2 separate regions of the Homo sapiens genome follow, and region 1 is linked to region 2. A link is an interaction called in ENCODE POLR2A ChIA-PET data of the cell type or tissue named here. Cell type or tissue: MCF 10A. All regions are shown on one strand.

Region 1 (5,000 bases), 82 kb after region 2:
GTGCAGTGGCTCATGCTTGTAATCCCAGTACTTTGACAGGCTGAGATGGGTGGATCATGAGGTCAGGAGTTCGAGATCAGCCTGGCCAACATAGTGAAACTCCGTCTCTACTAAAAATACAAAAAAATTAGCCGGGTGTGGTGGCAGGCACCTGTAATCCCAGCTACTTGGGAGGCTGAGGCAAAGAGAGTCACTTGAACCTGGGAAACAGAGGTTGCAGTGAGCCGAGATCGCGCCACTGCACTCCAGCCCAGGCAACAGTGTGAGACTCTGTCTTTAAAAAACAAACAAAAAACAACAAAAAACAAATAATAAGAAATAATCAAAAAATGTATTTATTTTTTTCTTTTTTGTTTTTTTTTTCAGAGACAAGGTCTTGCTTTGTCACCCAGTTTGGAGTGTGATGGTGTGATCATGGCTCACTGCAGCCAGGATCACACCTCCTGGGCTCAAGCAATTATTCTGCCTCGGCCTCCTGAATAGCTGGGACTACAGAGGCGTGCCTGGCTAATTTTTTATTTTATTGTGGAGACAGAGTCTTGCTATGTGGCCCAGGCTGGTCTCAAACTCCTGGGCTCAAATGATCCTCCTGCCTCAGCCTCCCAACGTGCTAGGATTACAGGCATGAGCCACAGTGCCTGGCCCTCAAAAAATTTATATTGTGGCTGGGTGCAGTGGCTCACACCTGTAATCCCAGTGCTTTGGAAGGCTGAGATGGGTGGATCACCTGAGGTCAGGAGTTCAAAACCAGCCTGGCCAACATGGTGAAACCCCATCTCTACTTAAAAATATAAAAATTACCTAGGCATGGTGGCAGGCACCTGTAATCCCAGCTACTCGGCAGGCTGAGGCAGGAGAATCGCTTGAACCCGGGAGGTGGAGGTTGCAGTGAGCCGAGAGTGAGCCATTGCACTCCAGCCTGGGTGACAATAGCGAAACTCAGTCTCAAAAAAAAAAAAAAAAAAAAAAAAAAAAAAATATATATATATATATATATATATATATATATATATATATATATATATATATATAGTAAGCATTTCTGTATTCATTAACTATATCAAAAAACTAAGCCAGGCACAGTGGATCTCACCTATAATCCCAGCACTTTGGGAGGCCAAGGCAGGAAGACTGCTTGAGCCCAGGGGTTTGAGACCTGCCTGGGCAACACAGGGAGGCCTCATCCCTACAAGTAATTTTAAAACTACCCGGGTGTTGTGGCATGCACCTGTGGTCCCAGCTACTTGGGAGGCTGAGGTGGGAGAACTGCTTGAGCCCAGGCTGTCGAGGCTGTGATGAGCCATGACCGCATTACTGCACTCTGGCCTGGGCGACAGAGTGAGAACTTGTCTCAAAAAAAAGACAAGAAAAAGAAAAAGATGCTGGGAAATGCGAACCAAATGCTCTGTGAAAGGACAGTAGTTCCAACTGGTAATGCCTCTCCTTGGAAACTGGGCTATTAGGAAAGGAGTAAATCCAACAGGTGCGGGAGCAGCTTCCTGGTTGTCACCAGGCACATGGGCTCTGGAGTTTGAAAGATCTGGGTACTAATAATTCCTGCTCAGTTACTAACTGTGTGATATTGGACAACTTCTTATCTTCTATCCTCAGTGTTCTCATCTGCAAAACAAGGAGAATATTTACCATACACTATGACTAGTGGGACTGACACATCATAGTTCAATAAACACAGCTGCATACCTCTGAGGTGCAAGTGAAAAAAGACAGGAAAGCAGACACTCACCTTCTCTGCAAAGGTGAAAATCTTTCTCTGATCAATGCCTCCAAATTGGGCATCTACTTTTAAATACTCTTCATCCAAAGCCTGTGGAAAGAAACACATGAACATAAACATCTACTTTATTTTTTTGAGACAGAGTCTCGCTCTGTCGCCCAGGCTGGAGTGCTGTGGCGTGATCTCGGCTCACTGCCACCTCTGCCTCTCAGGTTCAAGTGAGTCTCCTGCCTCAGCCTCCCGAGTAGTTGGGATTACAGACATGCACCACCACGCCCGGCTAATTTTTTGTATTTTTAGTAGAGACAACGTTTTGCCATGTTGCCCAGGCTGGCCTTAAAATCCTGAGCTCACCTTGGCCACCCACCTTGGCCTCCCAAAGTGCTGGGATTACAGGCGAGAGCCACCATGCCCAGCCTAAACATCTACTTTATTTCTTCTATATGGGTCTGAGAAATCAGAAACTTTAGGAAATTACTAGATTTTTCAGAAGGTAAAGCCAAGAAGAAAATAAACAGCAGTCAGCTTCCCTCTTGGCCTCAAAAGCTGCAAAGACAGTTGCTGAGTGTTTGCGGTGAACATTACTCTATGTGGATGTCATGGGATAAAAAAATAAGAGTAGTCTCTGCCCTCAGGATATGCAGAATCCTGCAGGGAGGGAGAGAAGAAGAAAACAAACCATAGTCATGCCAAAGGTATTCTACTGAATAAGGTGGCCTGTGACAAATGAAATATAAGTAGCATAAAGAAGTCCTGTGAGAATTCGGGAAAAAGGTAAGACTGAACTAGAAAACAGTGACTGTCTGGGTGCGATGGCTCACGCCTGTAATCCCAGCACTTTGGGAGGCTGAGGTGGAAAGATCACTTGAGCCCGGGTGTCTCTCCAAAAATAAAAAACAAACAAACAAACAAAAAGAAATTAGCCAAGTGTGATGGTGCGCATCTATAGTCCCAGCTACTCAGGAGGCTGAGGTAGGAGGATCACCTAAGCCCAGAGAGGTCGTGGCTGCGGTGAGCCATGATCGTGCCACTGCACCCGAGCCTGGGAGACAGAGTGAAGCCCTGTCTCAAAAAATAAAATTAAATTAAAATAAATAAATAAAACAGTGACTGTCACTTATGACATGCCAGGCCTGCTGCCAGCTCCGTGGATGGTGAGATAAATCAGACCCAGACTCTCCCTTCAAGAAGCCCAATTATCCAGCTGGGGAGAGACATGTAAACAGATCATTTCAACTCAGCGTGCTAAGGGTTAACCCAGATGTTCATATAAGGAACAGTGTTGACATAAAAGAAGAAATTATCTCTATTTAGTAAGATGGGTGTGGAGAAGTCTTCCTAGAATCAGATTGTGGGCTAAGCTTGGTTTTGAACAACATATAGATGTTTTTCACCATGCAGAGGAAATAGAATGTGAGAAGGCACAGAGGTGTGAAGTGTTTAGGGAAATTTTGAGTGATTCAGTCTGCAAAAGTACGAACTTCAAGGGAGGTGGGAAGTAGTGACTGATGAGGTTAGAAAAGTAGGTAAAGACCATGAAATGTCATGCTAGGGTGCCTAGTGTTATCTTGGCCAATGAAAGGTTTTAAGGAGAGGAGAAATATGACCAGCACTGTAGGAAGATCTCAACAGTAACAGGGCAGGGCAGAGACTGGAGACTCATGGGTTGGAGACAAAGTGAATGCCTCAAAGGCTATTGTGAAAGTCTAAGTGAGAAATATCGATGGACAAAAGACAATGAGGACGCAGAGCAAGAATGAATTTAAGACATTTTAAAAAAGTAGAATCGATAAGATTTAGTGCATAATTGGCTGAAGGGAAGAGGAAGAGAAGGCTGAACAAGCAGGAACAGTCTAGAACAGCATTATCCAACAGAATCTTCTGTGGTGATGAATATATTATATGTCTGTGCTGTCCAATATAGTAGCTAACCAAGAACTTGATATATAGCCAATGTGACTAGAGAACAAAAATTTCCATTTTATTTAATAGCCACATATGACTAGGACTAGAGGCTACCACATTAGACAGTACAGACCTAGTTTTTTCTTTCTTTCTTTTTTTTTAGAGATGGAGTCTCACACACACAGAATAAAACAGAGATGGAGTCTTGCTACGTTGCCTAGGCTGGTCTTGAACTCCTGGCCTCAAGCGATCCTCCTGCCTTGGACTTGGGATTATAGGCATAAACCATGGCGCCCAGCCAACAGTGCAGAACTAGCATGTCTCCGGGTTTTCTTTTTTTAAGATAGGGTCTCACTCTGTCACCCAGGCTGGAGGGCAGTGGCATGATCTCGGCTCACTGCAACCTCCACCTCCTGCGTTCAAGCGATTCTCCCACCTCAGCCTCACAAGTAGCTGGGACTACAGGGGCATGCCACCACACCTGGCTAATTTTTGTATTATTTGGCAGAGATGGGGTTTCACCATGTTGGTCAGGCTGGTCTTGAACTCCCAACCTCAAGTGATCTGCCTGTCTTGGTCTCCCAAAGTGTTGGGATTACAGGTGCCAGCCACTGCGCCCAGCTCCAGGTTTAACCTTGGAAAATATCTCTTTGAGGTGACAAGGGAAAATTTTATTTTCTCATATCAAGCATTATAAAGGGCTAGACGTGTTGGCTTACGCCTGCAATTTCAGCACTTTGGGAGACTAAGGCAGGAGGATCACTTGAGGCCAGGAGTTCAAGACCAGCCTAGACAACATAGTGAGACCCTGTCTCTACAAAAAATTTAATTAAAAAAAATTATACAGATATACAAAGAAAAAGTGAAGTCTATCCATATTTTCATCCTGCCTTCACAAGGTAAACAGTATCAACAGCTTGGTTTGTACTTTTCTTTTTTTTTTTGGAGATGGAGTCTTGCACTGTCTGTCACCCAGGCTGGAGTGCAGTGGTGCGAGCTCCGCCTCCTAGGTTCATGCCATTCTCCTGCCTCAGCCTCCTGTGTAGCTGGGTCTACAGGCGCCCGTCACCACACCTGGCTAATTTTTTGTATTTTTAGTAGAGATGGGGTTTCACCATGTTAGCCAGGATGGTCTCGATTTCCTGACCTCGTGATCTGCCCGTTTTGGCCTCCCAAAGTGCTGGGATTACAGGCGTAAGCCACTGCACCCGCCTGGTTTGTATTTTTCTACCCTTCTCCTTGCTCGTACAAATATATGTGCACACAAAGGAAACAGAAGGATGTTTCTGTTAAAACATGTATTTGTTTTAACAGAAAATAGGATCATGCTCAAATTTATTTTCACATATCGCTCTGAAGT
Region 2 (5,000 bases):
CCCAGGCTGGAGTGCAGTGGCGCGCGATCTCGGCTCACTGCAAGCTCCACCTCCCGGGTTTTACGCCGTTCTCCTGCCTCAGCCTCGCGAGTAGCTGGGACTGCAGGCGTGCACCACCTACGCCCGACTAATTTTTTTTGGTATTTTTTTAGTAGAGATGGGGTTTCACCGTGTTAGCCAGGATGGTCTCGAACTCCTGACCTTGTGATCCGCCCACCTCGGCCTCCCAAAGTGCTGGGATTAGAGGCGTGAGCCACCGCGCCCGGCTGTTTTGTTTTGTTTTTTAAGATGCAGTCTCACTCTGTCCCCCAGGCTGGAGTGCAGTGGCGCGATCTCGGCTCACTGCAACCTCCACCTCCTGGGTTCAAGCAATTCTCTTGCCTCAGCCTTCTGAGTAGCTGGGAGGGACTACAGGTGTGCACCACCATGCCTGGCTACTTTTTGTATTTTTACAAAACTACTATATTGGCCAGGCTGGTCACTATATTGGTTTCACTCTATTGGTTTCACTATATTGGCCAGGCTGGTCTCGAACTCCTGACCTCAGGTGATCCGCCCGACTCAGCCTCCCAAAGTGCTGGGATTACATGTGTGAGCCACCATACCCAGCAGGATTTTTTTGTTTAGTGCCTAATCTCCCCTCATTACAGAGTGAAGCCCTCAAAAACAAGAACCTCATCAGTCAAGGGCTCCATGTTATGCCTAGGGCCCTGCCCTGTGAATGTTTGGTAAATGTGTGTCTAATGAATAAGCGATTCCACCCAACTGGGTCCACACTCACTAAGCTTTCTCAACAGCCTCGGCTCAAAGGCACATACACAGAGTCAACACAGCCACACACACACGCACACACATGCACAGAGTCACAAATGGTGCACAAATATGCAACAGGCTCACGCACAAAGCTGAATTCATCTGTGCTCACTACTCCTCTGTGTCCCAGGTCTGTTTTCTTTTGTGACTTGGGGTCCCTGAGAACAAGAGTGTTTTTTTTTTCTTTTTTTAGATGGAGTTTCACTCTTTCGCCCAGGCTGTAGTGAAGTGGCAAGATCTCGGCTCACTGCAACCTCTGCTTCCCAGGTTCAAGTGATTCTCCTGCCTCAGCATCCCGAGTAGCTGGGATTACAGGCACCCGTCAACATGCCCGGCTAGTTTTTGTATTTTTAGAAGAGACAAGATTTCCTCATGTTGGCCAGGCTAGTCTTGAACTCCTGACCTCAGGTGATCCACCTGCCTCAGCCTCCCAAAGTGCTAGAATTACAGGCATGAGCTACTGCACCTGGCAAGAGTTATGTTTTTTTGTCTTCGAGATGGAGTTTCACTCTTTTGCCCAGGCTAGAGTGCAGTGGTGCAATCTCGGCTCACTGCAACCTCCGTCTTCCGGTTTCAAGCGATTCTCCTGCCTCAGCCTCCTGAGTAGCTGGGATTACAGGTGCCCGCCACCACGCCTGGCTAACTTTTGTATTTTTAGTAGAGACGGGATTTCACCATGTTGGCCAGGCTGGTCTTGAACTCCTGACCTTGTGATCCACCCGCCTCAGCCTCCCAAAGTGCTGGGATGAGAGGCATGAGCCACCGCGCCCAGCCTTTTTTTTTTTTTTTTTTTTTTTTGAGTCGGAGTTTTGCTCTTGTTGCCCAGGCTGGGGTGCAATGGCACGATCTCGGCTCACTGCAACCTCCGCCTCCCAGGTTCAAGCGATTCTCCTGCCTCAGCCTCCCGAGTAGCTGGGATTATAGGCATGTGCCACCATGTCCGGCTAATTTTTAGTAGAGACGGGGTTTTTCCATGTTGGTCAGGCTGGTCTCGAACTCCCGACCTCAGGTGATCCGCCTGCCTTGGCCTCCCAAAGTGCTGGGATTACAGGTGTGAGCCACCGCGCCCGGAAAGAGTTGTGTTTTTTACCAGCCTAGGAGCCCCTAGGAGAGGGCAATTTGCTCCCATCAGACTGGGAATCCCAGGCGAATGCTCTATCTCCCCAACTAGTTTGAGGACCTGGGCTCAGGAGTGTCTCCCTTACCAGCCCAGGAGCTCCTGGACCAGGCTGCTTCTACTTCAGGCTTTGGAGCCCTTGGGCCATGCTAGATATGTTCACTAACTAGCCTTGGAGCCGCAAGAACAGAATGGGCCTTCCTTGCTTCAGCCAGGTACTCCAGGAGCAGAGCTGAGCTGGATCTCCCCCAGCAGGCTGGTGGCTCCCACAGGCATGGCTGTGTCTCCCTGACCCCTCTCCACCTCTGCCACTGTCCACCGGCCTAACCCTTCTACCTTGATACAGCAGTTAGGGCTGGGCTGGGCTGGGCTGCCCGAGCTTTGGAAGCAGCAGCAAACCACACTGTGAGACAGGTCCTTTGGAATTCCCTAGGAGGTGGCAGGATCAGTGAGGCTGCAGTAGGGGTGACCTGGCCTGCCTCAGTATGTTGGGCAACTCATCCATATATCTAGTCACTCACCAAACCAGTCCAGAGTTCTTGGGCCTGGGCCTACAGCGCTCTATCTGTATTATGTAGTTAAATTGTCTCATCAATCCTGTGAGGTGGGTGTGATCACGCCTCATTTACAGATGAGGAAACTGAGGGTCAGAGAACAGCAGTGACTTGCCCTAAGTCACAGAGCTGGGAAAGAGCTGGCTGGTTGCCTACTGCATCTTCTACCCAGGTTCAGGAAATGTTTAGGGATAGATTCCACAGGTAGAGAGAGGTGTGTGGCGGGATGCCCAGGTTTCTGGCTTGGGTGGCTTTCAGGAGAGTGCTGACTCCTGAGACAGGGACTGCAAGAAGGTGGGAGTGCCTGTCAGGGAGCTGAGGAGCAGTGGGGAGGCGTAGGTTGCCAAGCAGCTAACCAGGGCAGGCAAGAGGTGGGTCTGGAACCCAGGCTTCCCCATTCCCAGCAGGAGCATCCCCTGCCTACTCCCCACCCAGCTCTTGGCACTGGAGTCCTGGGTTCAAGTCCCATTCTCCATTTGACCCCATCTGAAAAACATGGGCACAGACCCTGTGAGGTCAACACCTGGGATTCCTGCTCCTTTAAGCCTTTCCCAGTGGAGGGCGTGGCCCTGGCTGCAGGTGAGCGCTGTTGCCACATCAGCCGGGTAAGCCCTGCCCTGTCCCCTCCCCCAGCTCTGGAGAGAGGCCCTAGAGGCCCCAGAGGACGGTGGGAAGTGGGCGGGGAGAAAAGGCGGAGCCTGCTTGGCTGGAGAGAAGGGGACAGCCCTGGGCTGGGTGAAGGCACCTGAGTGTTGAGAACACCTGACTGTGCTAGCCTCTGTGTGTCTGTGAGGGTGTCTCTGAATGTTCCAGAGTGCACAGGAGTGTGTACAAAATAAACGTGCACTTTGACTGTGAGGATACAAGGTTGTATGCAAGACTGCCTGAATGTCTCAAATACCTCTTTTGTGTGCCTTTGTTTCTGTGTGGCTGTCCCTGGGTGTGCAGGAGTAAGTATGAATGTGTTTGTTTGTCTCCAGCGTGCCTTTGTGTGGCCAAGTGTGTGTGTGACCCTCTGAATAAGTCTCAGAATAAACCTGAGCTTTTGTGAGTCCACATTTAGAAGTGCCCCTCCAACTGGCCCCAGGCTGATGGAGGCATAAAGCCTGCCCCATCCTTTAGAAAAGCCCAGCCCCTGTGCCCCCTCTCCCTTCCTGGTGACTCACTGCCCCCCGCACCTGCCCCCAACCTCCAGAGCCTCCTGCCTTAAAGAGCAGTCCCTCTCTTGCCCAGCTTGTCCTCTCAACACTCAAAGGAAGGCTCAGTCCCCTCCTCTAGGTGGACTTCTGTGACCAGGGAAGGGGGGCCTTACATTATTTGCTAAGCATCTTCTATTGTACCCCCATTTGACAGATGACGACACACAGCCCAAAGCAGTGCAGTGACCTGCTGCAGGTGGGCACTTGTGTTTGATTCCATGACTTTTTTTTTTTTTTTTTGAGACAGGGTCATGCTCTGTCACCTAGGCTGGAGTGCATTGGTGTAGTGTTGGCTCATTGCAGCCTCAACCTCCTGGGATCAAGTGATCCTCCTGCCTCAGCCTCCCATGTAGCTGGGACCACATGTGTGCACCACCACACCCAGCTAATTTTATTTCTTTGTAGAGACAGGGTCTCACGTTGTTGTCTAGGCTGGTCTCAAGCTTCTGGGCTCAAGTGATCCTCCTGCCTCAGCCTCCCAAACTCCTGGGATTACAGGTGTGAGCCACAGCGCCCGGCAATTCCATGACTCTTAAAGCCCCTGGTGGAATCCCTGGCCATGTCCAGCCCCGTCAGTGTCCCCAACCCAGGGACTTTGAACCTGGGAAAGAGAAAGGAAACTGACATTTAGTGAGCCCCTCAGCCGCTCGCTTGGCCTTTCCCATGTTGTCATTTTATTCCCTTCAGGCTTGCTCAGAGAGGGAGGCAGCTTGCCTAGGGTCACATGGTCAGAAAGTAGCCAAGCTAGGATTTGAACCCAGGCCTTTCTGGCTCTGGAGCTCATGCTGTTAGGTGTAGGGGGAGGTTGGGGATGGGCTGGTCCAGGACTGACTGACCTCTAGTTGCAGAGAGAAAGGAGGAAAGTATGACGAGACATGGGTGGAAATGGAGAGAAGGCTGAGGTGACACAGTCTCATGTGAGCTCCATCAACAGCCCCAGTAGGACTTCCTGTTCTAACCAGAATCCAGCTCCCTGTCCATTGCCCCTCTCCCCTAGATGGAGGGGGCTGGATTGGGGAAAAACGTGACTAAATCAGCCCAGGCTTGAACAACCTCTCTACTGGCTAGTCGCAAGTGTTTGGAATTCCACCATTCCAGTGATCTCTGTCCCCTTTCGGCCCTTCTTTCAGAACCACAGGCTCCCAGGATGTGTCTAGTCTCCAGCCCCACCTGGGGAAGTCTGGCTAGAGCAGGGGGCACCAGATTGATGGAAGTCCTGGATGCTCTTCTGGAATAAGGGTGGGGGGCAGTGGCGATGGGACAGGGCACTGGCAGGGAGTGGGAAGAGCAGGCCTCTGGGAGGCAGATCACAGCAAA

What was found. Peaks named below come from ENCODE experiments on the same cell type or tissue, not always from the same donor. Only the 100,000 strongest peaks of a DNase experiment are listed, where the experiment ranks them.
Region 1: POLR2A ChIA-PET joins it to region 2 with 6 read pairs; 10 of 35 experiments call an interaction of 5 or more read pairs at or near these places.

The regions. Positions count from the first base shown.
Region 1 is chr1:32,796,019-32,801,018 of GRCh38, forward strand. It overlaps YARS1 (tyrosyl-tRNA synthetase 1), which reads right to left. Exons shown (of 13, transcript NM_003680.4): 5 at 1,745-1,825. Among named protein-coding and RNA genes, the nearest start is that of YARS1, 19 kb to the right of the region's middle. RefSeq lists an enhancer at 3,270-3,399. In MCF 10A, no CTCF peak of the experiment used is centred here; no DNase peak of the experiment used is centred here.
Region 2 is chr1:32,713,685-32,718,684 of GRCh38, forward strand. No RefSeq gene overlaps it. Among named protein-coding and RNA genes, the nearest start is that of SYNC, 13 kb to the left of the region's middle. RefSeq lists a silencer at 644-938 and an enhancer at 3,986-4,741. In MCF 10A, no CTCF peak of the experiment used is centred here; a DNase peak (open chromatin) is centred at 3,117.